Regions from separate parts of the Mus musculus genome. Here region 1 is linked to region 2. A link is a loop called in an ENCODE intact Hi-C map of the cell type or tissue named here. Cell type or tissue: left cerebral cortex. All regions are shown on one strand. Each heading gives the region's core, and the rest is flanking DNA. Links, peaks and the distances in the headings are about the cores only.

Evidence for each region. Peaks named below come from ENCODE experiments on the same cell type or tissue, not always from the same donor. Only the 100,000 strongest peaks of a DNase experiment are listed, where the experiment ranks them.
Region 1: a loop joins it to region 2, with 2.0 times the contacts of the local background. A loop is called at or near these places in 5 of 42 quality-filtered maps.

What each region holds. Positions count from the first base shown.
Region 1 is chr1:38,066,763-38,074,884 of GRCm38, forward strand. Rev1 (REV1, DNA directed polymerase) reads right to left here. Exons shown (of 23, transcript NM_019570.4): 10 at 7,553-7,681; 11 at 4,581-4,735; 12 at 738-857. Among named protein-coding and RNA genes, the nearest start is that of Gm34448, 39 kb to the left of the region's middle. In left cerebral cortex, for the core only: no CTCF peak of the experiment used is centred there; a DNase peak (open chromatin) is centred at 4,742.
Region 2 is chr1:38,125,500-38,133,621 of GRCm38, forward strand. Rev1 (REV1, DNA directed polymerase) reads right to left here and starts at 4,167. Exons shown (of 23, transcript NM_019570.4): 1 at 3,963-4,167. It overlaps Gm5099 (predicted gene 5099), which reads left to right and starts at 6,584. Exons shown (of 6, transcript NR_151587.1): 1 at 6,584-6,671. In left cerebral cortex, for the core only: a CTCF peak has its summit at 4,653 (motif pointing left); DNase peaks (open chromatin) are centred at 3,694, 4,421, 5,052 and 5,378; H3K4me3 peaks cover 1,706 bases; H3K27ac peaks cover 1,501 bases.

The DNA of each region.
Region 1 (8,122 bases), core at 3,551-6,050, 58 kb before region 2:
GCATGATGGCCTGAGCTGAATCCCAAAACCCATTGCTGAAGGAGAAAACTGATTTCTTAAAATTGCCCTTGGACCTCCATACACAATGGTATGTAAAATCACAAACACAACAGACTCAATAAAATTAAAAAAAGAAAGTTTTTAAAAGACTGTAAGTTAATTTCGTGTTTCCTTTAAAATTATTTCTCTAAATCCTTGCTCTTGTTACTTAAATACTTGTAACTGTTGCTTGCGTTAGCACAGGGTGGTCAAGTGCTAGCTGAGCCTGGAGATGCTCAACTTCCTTCTCCCAGCTTATACCACTGGAATGCCTGGATTCTAGGTTTCTGTGCCAACAGCTAGGTTTATAAATCTGGTACTGGGAATGGAACCCAGGTCCTCTGGCAGCCTATCAACCTAGCCACCTACCAACCTATCAACCTAGCCACCTACCAAATAACATCAGTGAGAATATGTAAAGTAGAATCTACTAGGTGAAAGCTAGAATTTATAATAAATAAACCAAGAGGATGTTTAATGCAGTATTTCATTTTCTGTATGACTGTTAATACTGTATTTAAACAGAAGACAGCTGAGCATGTCAGCATGCGCATGTCACTCCAGCACCTGGGTGCTGAGGCAGACAGTGAGAGGCGGGTGACCTCAAGGCATTAACTATTAGGACCCTGCCTGAAGACAAGCAGCTCCCAAGAACAGGACAGAGGCCCAGAGAGCACCGTCGCCTGGCACAGCCTTACCCGGCAGGTTAGTGACGAGCTGCCCTCGGATGAAATCGTCTACCTCGTCGGGCTGCAGGTGGTACTGACCATCTGGCTTTGCTTTCTTAGTTGCCATTCTAGCAAGAAGAATATTAGAACCTGTGACATTGAGAACAAAAGAAATGCACATAGTTATTTCTTAAAATTTCAAAAAACAAACAGATTGAATCATTCAAGTATCTTAAAATGGTAAAAACTAATTCAGTTTTGATAAATTCAAACAAAGTACATGTACGTACACACACTCACTTGGTAATTTTATTTAGTTTTTCAGAATATGGCCAGAATGGTTGCTAGATGAAGGTTTTTCTTTATGTCAAAGTCTCTTTGTGATGGATGTACAACAGAGAAAACAGGGCGAGGGTTAACCTGGGTGTGGTAGCTCATGTAAATAATCTTAACACTCAGGAGGCTTAAACTGCCCATTGGCTATGAATCTGAAGCTCAAATCCTATCTCTTCCACTCAAAGTGTAGTAGATTTATAGAAAAATAAAACCTGGTTAAATTCCCCAACCCCAGGACCTAGGCTATATGGGGACAACAAGCTACCAGGTTTGGAAACAATGCCCCAAATCAGACCATGTGACATGAGAGAGTCTTAAGGGCTTCAGAGTGCAGGGGAAGGAAGGTCAGCAGAGACAGTGGGACCTGCAGTGGGTTGGAGAGAGCCATAGAAAAAAATAAGCTTTCCTATGAAATAAAGACATCAAGACATCAGAAAATCCTATACTGACAAGTTATAGAAGAACCAAGAAACAATGTATGATAGAAATAACAAATATAAATTCTTATAAGGAGTTGAAGCTTAGAAAAGCCGTATCAAAATTATAGAAGTGGTAAGTCTAGGAAGTTGGAGAGAAAAAGCGGGGAAGTGGAGATTACAAGTGGGATTTCAGTTTTCATTCCATTTTTAAACTGAAAATGTATTTACACCACCACTTGTAAATTAAGTATGATTAAAAACAAAGAATTAAAACTGTGACGGACACTGAAATAAAAGGTTGGTAGGAGAGAAGGCTGACTTGTAGGCCAACAGTAGGGGTGAAAAGGCAAGCAGACAGTAACTGTAAACAGTGCCCATGCATTCGTCATCTTTGAACTCTTCAGTATGCTATGGTGTTTCACACTGGAAAAGCTTTGCTGGAAGATGAACTCAGTTGGTGCACTATGGCAATGACTGGCTCTGACTTCATGTGAAGCCTGCTCTACCAGGCAGAATGCTGTATTGTACTGAAATCCCCCTGCTGGGTGGGTGGTGTGAGACTGTATATCCAGTAGTGTTGTTTTGCTAAATGGACATGTTATCAAATTACCTGCCACAGATATTTATACTATGCCCCTGAATTATTTGTGCTGCTCTTGACCTTGGTCAAATACGTTTCTTTCTAGTGAATAGATGTTCAAAAAGAATCTTATGTGTCAAAGACATTAAGAATAAGAGGTTTCTGAGTGTTCAGCTCTGATGGACCTCCAGAGCGCCATCCCCATCATCCACTCAGGGCTCTGGGGCATCTTAGAAACAGGGTTGGAGGATTTAAGAGCTGGACAGTGGGGAGGAGCGCTGAGAACTGTTGTCTCCTGCAGGACAGCGCACAATGCACTCAAGAGCTCACAGGAACTGTGGTCACTCTCCTAAGACCTGCTAGCCACAATTACAGAATGGATGGTCTCACCCTAGTTAAGAGACTACTGGCAGTCAGAGGAAGTAATTTATTTCACAAGTTTAGAATGCTGATCGGTTGTCTACTCAGACAGAAGGTCCTACAACCATGAGCATGGCAGTGCATGTACAAAGAATCAATGAATCAATAGAAACCAAACAAAAACAGGATGTACATCAACATGGGAAGGAACCTGGTAGTGGATATAAGCAAAATACTTTACTTTGTATACATGATGAAACTACCAAAACAGTAAACAGAATATTTCTAATTAAAAAAAGAACACAGCTTGGGTGAAATGGGCTCATTTTAAAGACAGAGGGAAGGAAATTTCTCATATGCATATCTCAGACTCTAACCAGATCTTCACCCAAATCTCATTTACCAAGTGTGGTAGTTTAAATAAGATGCCCACTGCAGTCTCAGGCTTGTGAATACTTGGCCTCCAGTTAGCGGCACTGTTTGAGATGGCATAGGTAGCATGGCCTAGTTGGAGGAAGTCTCTCACTGGGTCCAGGCTTTGAAGTTTCAAAAGCCAGGTCCCATGTCCAGTTCATTCTCTCTACTTCCTGTTTGTGATCTGAGACGAGAGGTTTAATCGCTCGGCTTCCAGTTGCCATTTCTGCTGTGTGGTGCCATGCTGTGCCATTTTGGATCCCTACCCATCTAGAACTGAGAGCTCAAAACAAACTTTTCTATACTTTGCCTTACTATATCACGGCAATAAAAACAAGCACTTAAGGCAGCCTATCTTCTCTCTTAAATGAGCTCAGGGCCAGGCACCAGGAAAGTAAGAGCCCTTCCATGCAATGCCTACTAGAGGTGAGGTCTATAGCTTTCCCACTGAGCCCTCATGAGAGCTCTCCCAGCTCCCACAGCTTTCTTCCTCTTGCTGAATAAGCCAAAGACAGAACAGACGAAAAGAGATGCCAGAGACTGGAACTGCAGAGAACACTGCTATCCAGGAAAGCAAAGAGCAGAAAAGGACACCTAAGCTTAACTTCTAGTTCTATGCTGTTAATCTGCCTTTAAAGGAGTTTCTATTCAAATATGAGGAAAACAAACATTTAATTTATTCCTCCCTTTTTTCTTTTTGAACAAGAAAGAACTTTTTTGTCCCATGCTACAAAAATTCTACCACCAACCACTTACTTGTATTTGCACATTTTTATTTTACTGCACAGCTGTAAGCAATAATAAAAGTAAGGGAAAGGACACTTCTGCAACGTGTAGAAAGCTAAGCTATTAAACTTCCTTTACACCAGGAGATAGTTAAGGATTCCCATTGTTGAGTAAAACAAGTACACAATAAGCCACGTACTAGTTTAGCATTTGCAGACTAAAAATAGCAAGTCAAGGATTTTTTTTTTTTAGATAAAGTGAAAAAGTGGTTGAAGAAAATAAATGCATAATTCCTCAGTGAATAAAGATGTAGCTGTCATACATTAAATAGGCAAAGTTACATGCTGATATTTAGAAAACAGCTCAACTATGAAACCATGTTTCATTAATCTGTTTAAATCAGGCCATTTTTATAGTTTTATGTAGGGTGGTATGTTTTTCTTCTTAGGGACAGTTTACAATAGTAAGAACTGTCCCTCATATTAGTGAGTTACTTATATACAAATTGAAAATGTAAATTGTAAACACTGGAACACACCATTGTGACATTAACATCGTAGTAATATATTAAAATGAATGTAAATGGAAGTTAAAATTACATTACTGTGAAACTTACCTTCCAACTGTTAAGTGTCAGAGATTTATGTTAGTGGGTAATTCTTAAAGAACTTTGAAAACACTGCATAATCTGTGTAACCCAGAATTATTATTTCTTTGTAACTTATTATTCAGCTTGGCGAGCGCTTTTGATTTGGCAGATTGATTACATGGTATATTTACTTAGTTGGAAACAATTATTTCTACATACTTTTAAAAAAATACCTGCTAGATGAAACATACAATAAAACTACCTGTACTAAAATTTGGGAGAACTTTAGGTCCTTTAAAAAGTATTAATCATTATTAGCTACATCTCTGATAAAAGTGTTTATTCTGGTTTACTTAGAAATGATAAACATTTAAAGTGTTAACATCTTATGAATGCAGTGAATTAATAAACATTTTGCAAATGGAAAAAAAAATAAGCCACATACTAACCAATTCCAACAGAGGCAGCACATTTGGTCTTGTCTTTGATTTCAATACGGAGGGCAGCTGCAAACTCCTCAGGAGAAAGTTTCGTCTCTGCAAGGATGTCCGTGACGTCAATCAGTGCTTCATCGCAGCTGACAGCCTCGATGCTGTGTGTGTAGCTATCAGGACAAAGAGAAGGCAGTGAGTGAGTCACACCTAGGGGCGGCTCTGGGAGTTGTCAGATACTGCAAACACCACCCCACCACCAGCACACCAGCACACCAACACATCTTCTAATCTTAACCTTTCCAAAGTGCCACCATTTAGTTATCTGACTCTGATACAAAGCTAGTGTTCTAATCCTTTACCAAAACTACTACAGCAGAAACGACTGGACCCAGAACACCCTGTACACATGAAAAGCTTCAAAGTGGCAAATGGATCACAATTAACAAAATTTCAAACATGACTTATCAGAAAACTTAATGAACAAAAGTTTACACACATCAATTCAATGACAGCTGTTCATCTAAAAGCAAAATACCACTATTAACTATCTATTATTTATTAAACCCCTGTGACTCTATAGGACAAAGGGGTCTAAATGCTGGCTAGGAGAAACACACCCATATCTTCAAGTGGAAATGCTGTTCCTTTTCCTAACCTTATGTTATCTCCCTTGATAACAGACTACTTGTTTTGACAAGGTAGACAAGAGGAATAATCTCGAAACCATGCAGCAGACTCAGAGCAGAGCAGAAATGGCAGCCATGGAAAGAAGCCTCACAAGCGAGGTCTGCCTCGGTCTACTGTTAGTACAAAGCTTTTGTACGAGGTCTGCCTCAGTCTACTGTTAGTACAAAGCTTTTTTTTTTTTTTTTTTTTTTTTTTTTTTTTTTAAAGATTTATTTATTATTATATGTAAGTACACTGTAGCTGTCTTCAGACACACCAGAAGAGGGAGTCAGATCTTGTTACGGATGGTTGTGAGCCACCATGTGGTTGCTGGGATTTGAACTCTGGACCTTCAGAAGAGCAGTCGGGTGCTCTTACCCACTGAGCCATCTCACCAGCCCATGTACAAAGCTTTTGTACGAGGTCTGCCTCGGTCTACTGTTAGTACAAAGCTTTTGGTAGATTACAAACCAAGCCACCAAAATCTACTCATTCAATAAATAAATACTAAAAATGTTAAGAATAAATGGGTTTTCCCTTTTTTTAAAAAAATAAAGATAATGACTTCTCCTCTGAGAATAGAAACATGCCACTAGAAGTGTTCCCAGAAGAAAAGTGTAAAGGCCCCTAGCTCTCCCTCACTTTTTAGGCTGTAGGTGCAAGCTAGTCATCTCCTCTGGGATGTGGAACTGAGAAGACAGCAGCATCCGTAACAACTGGTTCCCAGCCTTCCCTTGGATGTCATCAATGCCCTAAGCTTGAACAGCATTGCACACCTTTGTGAAGCAGTAACACCAAACTCAAGGGCAGGGACTGGACATTGTTTCTCTTGGTGAGCCTGGCAGAATCAAGCGGCTACCTGTACATCCTGGTTAGTAGTGTTCAGAATAAAGCATAAGAAGAAAAGGCAGGCTCTGTGGGTCTGCACAGCCGCTGCGTGCACATTACAGCTTTCAGCTTAGTGTTTTACAGGGCCCCTGAGTGTGGGGATGAGGGGGGTTCTGCATCTTGTGCCTGTTCTTGGACTCTTCTGTTGGTTTGCTTTTTATCCAACTACTTCGGTGTAATGGATTTATCTTATTTTGTTACCTGTGTTATCACCTAGAAGCAGGCCCGTGTTAGTAATTCACATCACTTAAAACCTTTTCAATTTACACAGAGTCAAGGAGTTTTGAGACCTCTTCTAGCCCTTTACAAAAAAAGAAAAACTACATGATTCTGGCTTTAGAGCATATATAAGTTGCTAAGTAATTTTAATTCTTGTTAATACTGCCTTAGCATTAAAAAAGCCTACACTGAAAAAGAAATCATTTATCTCCTTTCCTCAAGCTAACTCTAATTAACCATTTTAAAAACAATTACCAGAGACTCAATTTATAAAAAGTAACTCTGGGGGGCTAGAGAGATGGCTCAGGGGTTAAGAGCACTGACTGCTCTTCCGAAGGCCCTGAGTTCAATTCCCAGCAACAACTTGATGGCTCACAACCATGCATAATGAGATCTCACATCCTCTTCTGGTGTGTCTTAAGATAGCAACAGTGTACTCACATACATAAAATAATTTTTTTTTAAAGTAATTTTTGGCATACTTAAAGATTTTTAAGATGGCCGGGCAGTGGTGCACACTTTTAATCCCAGCACTTGGGAGGCAGACGCAGGTGGATTTCTGAGTTCGAGGCCAGCCTAATCTACAGAGTGAGTTCCAGGACAGCCAGGGCTACACAGAGAAACCCTGTCTCAAAACAAACAAACAAACAAACAAATAAAAAAAAGAAAAAACAAAAACAACAATTAAAAAAAAAGATTTTAAGATGAAAAACTATTTTTCCATGTCTCTGTTACTGGCTCATCAGTTTTAACTTTACTCAGTTCCAATACAGGGGTTTCCCTCCATTATCCTGGCTGGAATTGAAATTCTAGGACACAGTACATACTATTGCACCTCACTTTGTAAATTCTAATCTTAAATTATAATGCAAATGTAAAAGAGAAGAACCAAATGAGACAAAAGCAGCAGCAGCAACAACAACAAAACCCCAGAATTCTTTTGTCAATCTGCCTCAGGGGAAAGAAACCCAGGCTCACATAGTCCGGTAGATCTCACAATATGCAGTAGCACTTGAACAATGACATAGTGCAAACTCTTCCTGAAACTGAACTCCCAATTACTGAAGCTACATTTACAGCAAAGGCACCTATCAAACCGGCAGGCAGAGGGAAGGAGCACAGGAGGGACAAACGCTAGAGACTCACAATGGGTAATCAAAGCAACCAAAGCAGCAGAGCAGAGGGGATGGACCTGCGCATGCTGTGCACAATACCTGGCCAGTGTTTCATACATTGCCTGGGCAACTTCCCTGCATGCATGAAAATCATACGGAACAGCTTGCAGATTAGGACACAGCTGTTTAGCATATCCAAAAAACATTCCGTTCTTAATGCCAACTTGTCTAGAAAGGAAAGAAAACACAGAAGAGATTACATCAGGAGTCTTCAGCTGACATCCAAGTAGTAAGTGTGTCATTTCTCCCCATGCCACTGATATACAAGTTCCACCTAACTCCCCTTCTCATCAGGGGTTAACAATAGGCAGTAGGAAAACTTACAAGTCAGTTGCCCCCCAACAGAAAATACAACTGTTTCACTAGAGTAAATGACATCTCTTTTGTCTATAGCTAAACACTTGTAAAACTTGACCTCTGGCCCCTTTGCAGAGATGCCAGCATGCCATATGCTGGTGATATCACAACCACCACAGAGCAGGAATGTGCTGTCAAACAGTTCTCTTCTCCTAATACATGGCACGGTATAGCCAGGCTCATCCCCCAAAGACAAAGCAGATAACAAAAGAACTACACAGAACAGTGCTATGTGACAGACAGACAAAGTGT
Region 2 (8,122 bases), core at 3,276-5,775:
AGACAAGCAGTATTTCTAAATTTCAGGCACAAGGCTTAGAATCCTGACTTAAAGTTGAGAATGAGATATAAAAGAAATTACAAAAATCCATTTTGCCAAGGACATATGCGAAGTAAAAATATCTAGTGTTAAGCAAATATAATTGCCGTGTGCAGAGTCTTACATTAGTAAGAATAACTTAGGATGCATTAACTCTATTATTACAAAGTCATGGTCTCGTTTTCATAAACTCGAAAGGAAAAAAAATAACACATTAAAAAAAGAGACCAAAAGGTAGGGTTGTAGAATATCACTAGGTTGCTTTAAGTGCCAAATTGAGAAACAAAATATAGCATGTAGGGAAAATTCCTTGTGCAAGATGGCAGAAAATATCCCACCAGAGATGATCAAACACCTCTTCTTTCTAAACTCTACAAAAAAACAGACTTCCATAAGATCGCCAACAATTTTCCTGTCTGAAAACAAGAAGCCCCAGCAAGCTCTCTCACCATGATCATATTTCCAGTACAACCTCAAAGCAAAACATAGGAAAGCCACTCTGCTGGGTGGCTGTAGGGAAAATTACTTAGCATCTTCTTTCGATTGAAAGATAAATTTTATATACACAATAAAACTAAAGTGAGGCTATTCTAATCAGTTTATTTTTTATTTTATTCTAGATGGAGAAAATATTTAGAAAGTCAAGTTTTGGTAAGCAACAAAATTTCATTAAAAAAAATCAAATATAAAAATGAATTCAATTTTATCTCACATCAACAGTGACACACAACTTTAATCCCAAAACTCTGGAGTCAGAGGCAAGTGGATCTCTTAAGTTTGAGGCCAGCTCTGATCTACAGGCTGGTCTAGGACAGCACAAAGAGAAACCCTGTCTCTAAAAAAACAAAACAAAAATGATGTTGGTACATGAAACAACTGTTTAATGCTTTTTGTTATTTTTGTTTTGTTTTATTTAATAAGAACTGAGGAGAAGACTCAGTAAGCACCTGTTCTGCAAACATGAGGACCTAAAAACCTGGTGCAGTGCTGCTCATTTCTAACTCCAGCAGATACAGATCTCAGGGTCAGCCCGTCCAGCCCAAATGGCAAGCTCCAGCTTCAGTGACAGACTGTGACTCAAAAGCTAAGGTAGCGAGCAACTGGAAGGCATCAGACATAAACCTCTGGCCTCTACACACAGCACAGGAAACTCAGACCTGTGTTCTTTAACATGTATTACTCATGTAATGCTATGAAGTAGGTAATACTCTAGTCGTCATATACAGCTGAATAACATGAAGCACCAGAAGTCATTAACTGGTCCAGGGTCATGCAATCAGTAAATGGGAGCAGACAGGATATGGACTGAAGATGTCAAGTGTTCAAATCAACTACAGCAATTATTGTTAAAAATTTTTACAAAGAGCCTATTAGGTTCCAGGCACAGTTCTAAGTACTAGGGATAAAATTACGAATAAATCTAATAAGATCTCCACCCTGTAGTTAGGAAGAGAGAACCAACAAATCTAAAGGGAATAATTAACAAGTGAAAAGTATATCTGATCATAAATACAAAGGAGAAAAAATATTTAATGTAAAAGCAAACAAAAGAGTCAAGTAACAAAAGGAGACTTGCTTCTATTTTAGAGACTAGGAAAAGTTCCCTCAAGTAAAGAACAGCACTAGAAGACAAGAACAGCTACCACCAGTCAGAAGAGGTGTCCTGCATATCTGCCTGGATCCTGAAATCCAATAGTGAGTGAGAGTCATGGGGTAAGGCTAAGGTTAAGTTGACAGCTGCCCTGATGGCAGGGAGGAGCTTAGGTTCAAACTCCATATGTAACCCAGAGCTTTTGGAGGATTTTAACTACAGAAAGTTCAAAGAAAATTAAAATTTTTAAATGTCTATTAATATCCACATTAAAGTTTCAGTTAGCACTGTTGTTACAAGAAAAGAAGTAAAAAGTATTTTTTGGTTGTTTGTTTTTCATTCTGTTTAACTTGCCCTATGATTTACTTTGGTTTTTATTTCTGATGGAGTCTTAACTATGCAGGCCCTAACTGGTCTGCACCTCACTATGTAGATCATGTTGGCTTCAAACTACCAGAGATACCCCAGCCTCTGCCTACCGACATCTGAGATGAACGGAGCCTGGTTCATACTATGATTTACAATCCCTTTCATTCTAATAAAACACTAAGAATCTGCCAGCCCTCAGGATCTGTTCTCTAGTAGACAGCAGGCACCTAAGGTCTCCGGTGATTAGTTTTCTTCTCATGGTCTCTCTCCAGCATATCAGGCCCTATTTAGTACACAGCTACAAGAGTATGCTACAGAAAACACTTACCTAGTACCTGTAGTTTCATAGTCTTATTAAATGCCTTTCACTTAAGAACTAATTTATTAGTCGGCTACCCAAACTGGAAAATGTCTTCCAAATATGAATGAAAAGCTTGTCCAACTAGCAGAGGCAAATTTCAAGCCCATATGTAAATGCTTTGATCTCTCCACTTCACATGCCATTGGATACAGTATGTTTGTTAAATATAGGTCTATGTAGCCTCTGGAATGTATTTACTGTGACTGGTTGTTGGGAACAGGCTTTCCTTCCTTTCCATTTAGAATCTTGGTTTTCAGTGTTAAAGAAGTGGAGTTACGTATTTCAGCACATTAATTTTGAAAATGTGTATTTTTCTACCTGAGATGACATAGAGATTTAATGTTAAAAGTGATTCCCACCCTTAAGAAAATGAACAAATATGCATTATTTACCATAAAAAGGAGTAAAGTTTCATGACAAGATACACGATTTTGGTACATACTGACCTCAAAGGACCTACAAGACACAAACAAGAAAACAGAAATTCAAGAAAAATGGCAAGTAAGTAGTCTAAGCAATGAACGAGTGCACTCGTGCAGACTGAAGTCCTGGATGGAGAGCTCCAGGTAAGCTTCCAAGTGTCCATCACAGGTAGCACTGGAAGGGCCGGAAGGGTATTCTAGCAGCATTTGCCTGGGCAAAGCCCGGTCAATATGGGAAAGCAAACTTATGGAGTCTTGCTAAGCTGAGCTAATGCGCACTCCATAGGAACAAGATTGTGGTATTATTACTCTACGTAAAGGAAGAACAGGTACTAGAGAAGCCAGAGACCAAGCAAATAATTTAAGAGCTGTTACATAGCCCTTAATAGTTACAAATCCTTTTTATGAGGTCTCTTGTTTTTATCTACATACCATTTCTACTTTATACCCAAGAAACACCAAAAAACACACGGTGAAATCCTAGGCATGTATCACCTGTAGTGTTTTTTTAAACAATCAAGGAACGATACTACAGGAAAGTCCGGGCTTTGCAAACCCGGGACAGGAAGAGTCTCCAAACAAACAAGTGCCCCCTCGGTGCACCCCGACTGTTATTATAACAGCACACCCAAGTGTGAACTGAGCACCTGTACAAACACTTGGGGACAGGTGTCCTGCACATGAAGGGGACAGATAAGTGACAAGGGAAAAGGAGTGAGAGAAACACTGCCTCCGGGATGCCTAAGAGCAAGGCAGAGGGGAGAAGCCGATGCACCGGGGACGAGCGAAGACCCGCGGCGCGGGCCCCGGGTGCCCCCTGCCACGTTCTGCAAACGCTGGCGGAGCGGACACTCGAACGCGCGAGGGAATGAATGGCCGGCCAGGCGCCGGCGCAGGAGGAACCGGTGACTTGCGACGCCAGCGGCGGGACTCGGAGGCAGGGCCGCGGGCGCCCCGATCGGCGCGCGACGGAGCGCCGGGTGTGGAGCGGGAACGGGAGGTCACGCGTTACATAACCCGGCGGCCGGAGGCGCAGGGGCGACGCGGCGCGGCAGGCAGGAGGCCTCGCGGCAGCACCGCGAGCCCCCGGCCTCGGCGCCTCGGGCCGCTCGTGCGGCGGAGGCGGGGACGGCGGAGGCTCGGTACCCCTCCCCCACCCGCCGGCCCGGGGGTCGCTCACCTTCCGCGCCGCCCCAGGCCACCATGCCCGGGCCCAGCCGCTTCCTCGGGCCTCGCGGGCGCCGCCGTCGTTCAGTGTCCTCCCCGCGGCTGAGGGGAACGCCGGGGAAGGCAACCGGTCAGGCGGCCGCCCAGCCGCACCGCACCGCACCGCGGCCCACGCTCCCTCAGTCGCTGCGCCCGCCTCGCGCCTCCGCGGCAGCTCCGCCCCTCCCCCGCCGCTCCTCTGGCGCGCGCCCGGCTCCCCCTCCCATCCACACCGCGGCCCGCTGGCCCGGCCCCGCACGCACTCACCGGGCGCGGCGCACGCGCGCTGCTCGCGCCCGGCCCGAGGCGACCCCGGCCCCGCCCTCCTCTCGCGCCGGCGCCCGCGGGGAGGGGGGGTGGAGAGCAGCGCCTCGGCTGCACGTGACCGTGCGGCTGGCTGGGCGGAGGTGGCGCGGGACCCGCCGCATCACCACGCTGCCTCCCGCCGGGGCCGGCTAGCTAATGGTGCTGCAGCGACGCGCAGCCGCGCCCCGCCGTGCCCCGCCCCGCCCCGCCCCGCCCGGGCTCCCCAGCCGCCGCGGAGGGCGCGGGTGCCGGGACTAACCGGGTAGACGACCGCGCAGGGTCGGCCGAGGCGCGAAACGCGTCGCCGCACCGCGCTCCGATTGATGTGCGGCGCCACCTAGCGGCGGCCAGGACGCTCACAGGCTAGCACATGCTCGGTCGGCGAGCGGAGAACCGCGGCCCACACGGGTCTGCGGGAATGCCAGGTCACTTGCTGGCAGCCAGCTAGGCTGTGTCCAGACACGACGTCCCTCACAATCTTACCACTGCCGGTCCTGTGCTCTACCTGCCTTTCCCACTTGCAACACACAGACCTGAAGAAAATTGCTTTCCCTTGTGATGGTTAAAAACAAACAAACAAAAACAAAAAACCAGCAGCTACACAATTTATTCGTGGATGTTAAATACACCTAGCAAAAAAGAAAAAAAACAGTCTCTTAAGGCCCATTTCCCCCGCCTCTGTAGTGTCTGTTCAATGGGAGACTGCATGGTTATTGTGATAGTCTTTATTGTTGGAATGCTCAAACATTAAGCCAACCAACTCCTCGCCCTAGACTGAACACTTTTGTTCCTTCCCCACCTTAAGACTTTTGAAAGGAGTTTGCAGGCACTTAGAAAACAGTAGTACTCTTTTTAAAACTGACTTTGCAAACCTGAGGTTCCTTTCCCAGAGAGACAGGAGATAATCGAAATCTCTCTCTCTCTTTCTGTGTATGTATATGTACATGGGAAATATATATATCTGTCTCGATTTTAACCTCTCCCCCTTTGCTCCACTTGCTCGCTCTCCTTTATGAATTCAACTTCAGTATTCCCTCCCAGCTCTGTTTCTCTGGACCCACAATTGAAGAGCTAGATACAGTGTAACTGCAGGAGTTTCAGAACGAGCTGCAACACCACCAGCTTGTGTTCGGAAATACCGCTGGGCGGGAAATGAGGCTTGTGAGGAGTTTTGAAAAACTGTCTCTACACAGCAGTTATTTCCAATGAGAAAAACACCAAAACTTTATTTTTGAGACTGAAAAATAACTTGTGAATACTTTTCCTCTTCTTTCATAATCAAAGATTACTTTTTCTGTATTTTTCTCAAGCAAATAAACAAACTGTCCCATCCTCGTTTGCTTTCTTTTGCTGCAACAAACATTATTACCAAAAAAACAACTTAAGGAGGAAAGGGCCTATCTCACCTTACAGTTTACAACCCACGGGGAAGGGAAGTCAGGACAGAACCTGGATGCAGGAACTGAAGCAGAGACCACTCAGGAGCCCTGCTCACTTCACTGGCTTGCCTCTAATGGCTTGCTCCTCTATTCCTGATACAACTAAGGCCACCCACCCAGGGTGGGCACCGCCCACAGTGGGCTGGCCCATCCCACATCAATCATCTGTCCCACAGACTTGTCCACAGGCCGATTCTGATAGAGGTGTTTTCTCAGTTGATGTTCCCTCTTCCCAGATGACCCTAGCTTGTGTCAAGTTGAAAGAAAGTGGAAAGAAGATGTCTTTCTCTGTAAAACAAACAGAACCGAGAGGCGAGAAGAAATAAACGGTAGATAAATTCTAGAGTCTGTGTTACGAACAAGTTTGCCCAGGGTTTATTTTTATCTACTTCAGAAAGTTCTTATTTTAACTTTATTGTCAAGATTCACTTGCCCATCTATTTATTTTTATAAAGTCTATATTTTTCCTTATCGAAGGCGAGCTAGGCTTTGGAGACAGCACCTAAGATGACCCATCTGGGCCCCACACTTGGGAATCCTTGGGGGAGCTGTACCTTTTCACTCCTTTCCTAAGCTTCATTAAAATTGATTTTTTAAAAAAATTTAATCATTTCTGACACCTTAAGAAGCCCGTAAGAATGCAGGTCAATGGCCCTTTTAGGGTTATGAATAAAAGGACATGAATTCTGCTACACATTCACTTGGCCTCTGGCAGTAAATTCCATATATATATACTTTTAAAGTTTGTTCTGGAACCCCTGACAGTGGTCTGTTCACAGTGACTTACATGGCCAGGTAGTGCTTATTATTACAAAGCATTCCATCCATTATGCTGACAGATGAAATAATAAGAGGGCGTGGCTCAAGCCCACGTGAACGGAGGGTGTTGAAAGCAGAGTTGGTTTGCCAGGACTTAACACTCTCAAACATACATTCAGGTTCGTATTTAACCAACACAGTTCACAACATTCATTGTGACCCAACGAGTAATCAGTCATATGGTACACCCTGTATGCCCGTGGCCAAACATATTGATTTCCTGTCTTTAAAAAGCTTTTAGTGTGGTGAGAGGCAACAGCTGCAGGCTAGGCTCAGGGCTACCATCTGAGGGCAATCTTGCAGGCACAGTGGGAACCTGCGAGGAAAGTTGCAGTACGGACTGAGAGGTTGGTTCTGTTAGGGAAACACCGGAGCCACATGGGCGAGGAACGGAGACCAGGGAACATTCTAGAAACTGTGAAACATGAAGCCGAGAGTGGCATAGGCTAGGAAGGCAAATGGAGGATGGGAGAATGAAGAGTTCTGTGAAGTATGGTGATCTGTCACTCTGCAGCTGTGAGAGGCACTGAGGTCTTGTCATAGTCCAGGTTAGCCAGGACATGGGTTTTGCCAAACACTACAATGAAAGGAGAAAGAGACAAAGATGTTGGTGGCAGAGGCAGCAGAGTTATATTGACTCAACACGGAACCTAAGCCGAGGAAGAAAAGGGACTTGCCTGGGGTGGTGGGATTAGTCAAATGATAATTCTGGTTGGTGGGTGGTAAGAAACCTTTCAAAGGATTTTGAGTTAGGCACTAGCGTGTGATGATTGTTGGAGTAACTTTTCTTCACTTTGTGTAAAGGTGTGTCTTTGTATTTTCAGCTAATTCTGTACTGGCAGAAGGCTAAATGCTGGCAGGATATCGCTAATGTCATTTCCGTGGCCCATCACCGGCCTTATATTCCTAAGTATATAAATTCCACACCTGTTCAGATACTTGAAGGTCGGGCAACCTAGAGGCAATCTAGAATTGTTATCAGAGGTTATCTCAATGCTGATTGGTTGTAATAAAGAGCTGACAGCCAATAGCTGGGCAGGAAGTAGGGGGTGGAACTTCCAGGCAAAGACAATGATAAAGGGAAAGAAAGCAAAGCTGCAGCCAGTCACGTGGCAGATCGTTGGCACGTAGTCCAGTTAAATTAGATAAGCTAGCTGGAAGATGGCCCAAGCAAAAGGCCTAAGCTTTAAACTGCCTAGAAGACTTCATGTCATTATTTACAGTGCAGGTGGGTCTGAGAAAGCCTCGCTATAGATACAGGATGGAGGATGAAGTCATTGTAAAGGAGAAGATCAACTATATGAAGGGCCAGAGCAGAGAAGGTTCATCTCCTTACAGACTGAAATCATCAAGAGTCGGAGGCGGGGAGCAGGCTTAGGGGGTCAAGAACTGGCTACACAACCATGAGGAACTGAGGTCAAATCCCTAACACCCCTTAAATAAAAGCTGGGGAGGGATGGGTGCTTGCCTGTAATCCTAGCACTCAGAAAGTAGAGACAGGATTTCCAGAGAAGCTGAGTAGTTAAACTGTCAAAAAGAGTGAACCCCAGGACTGGAAACAGTGACTCAG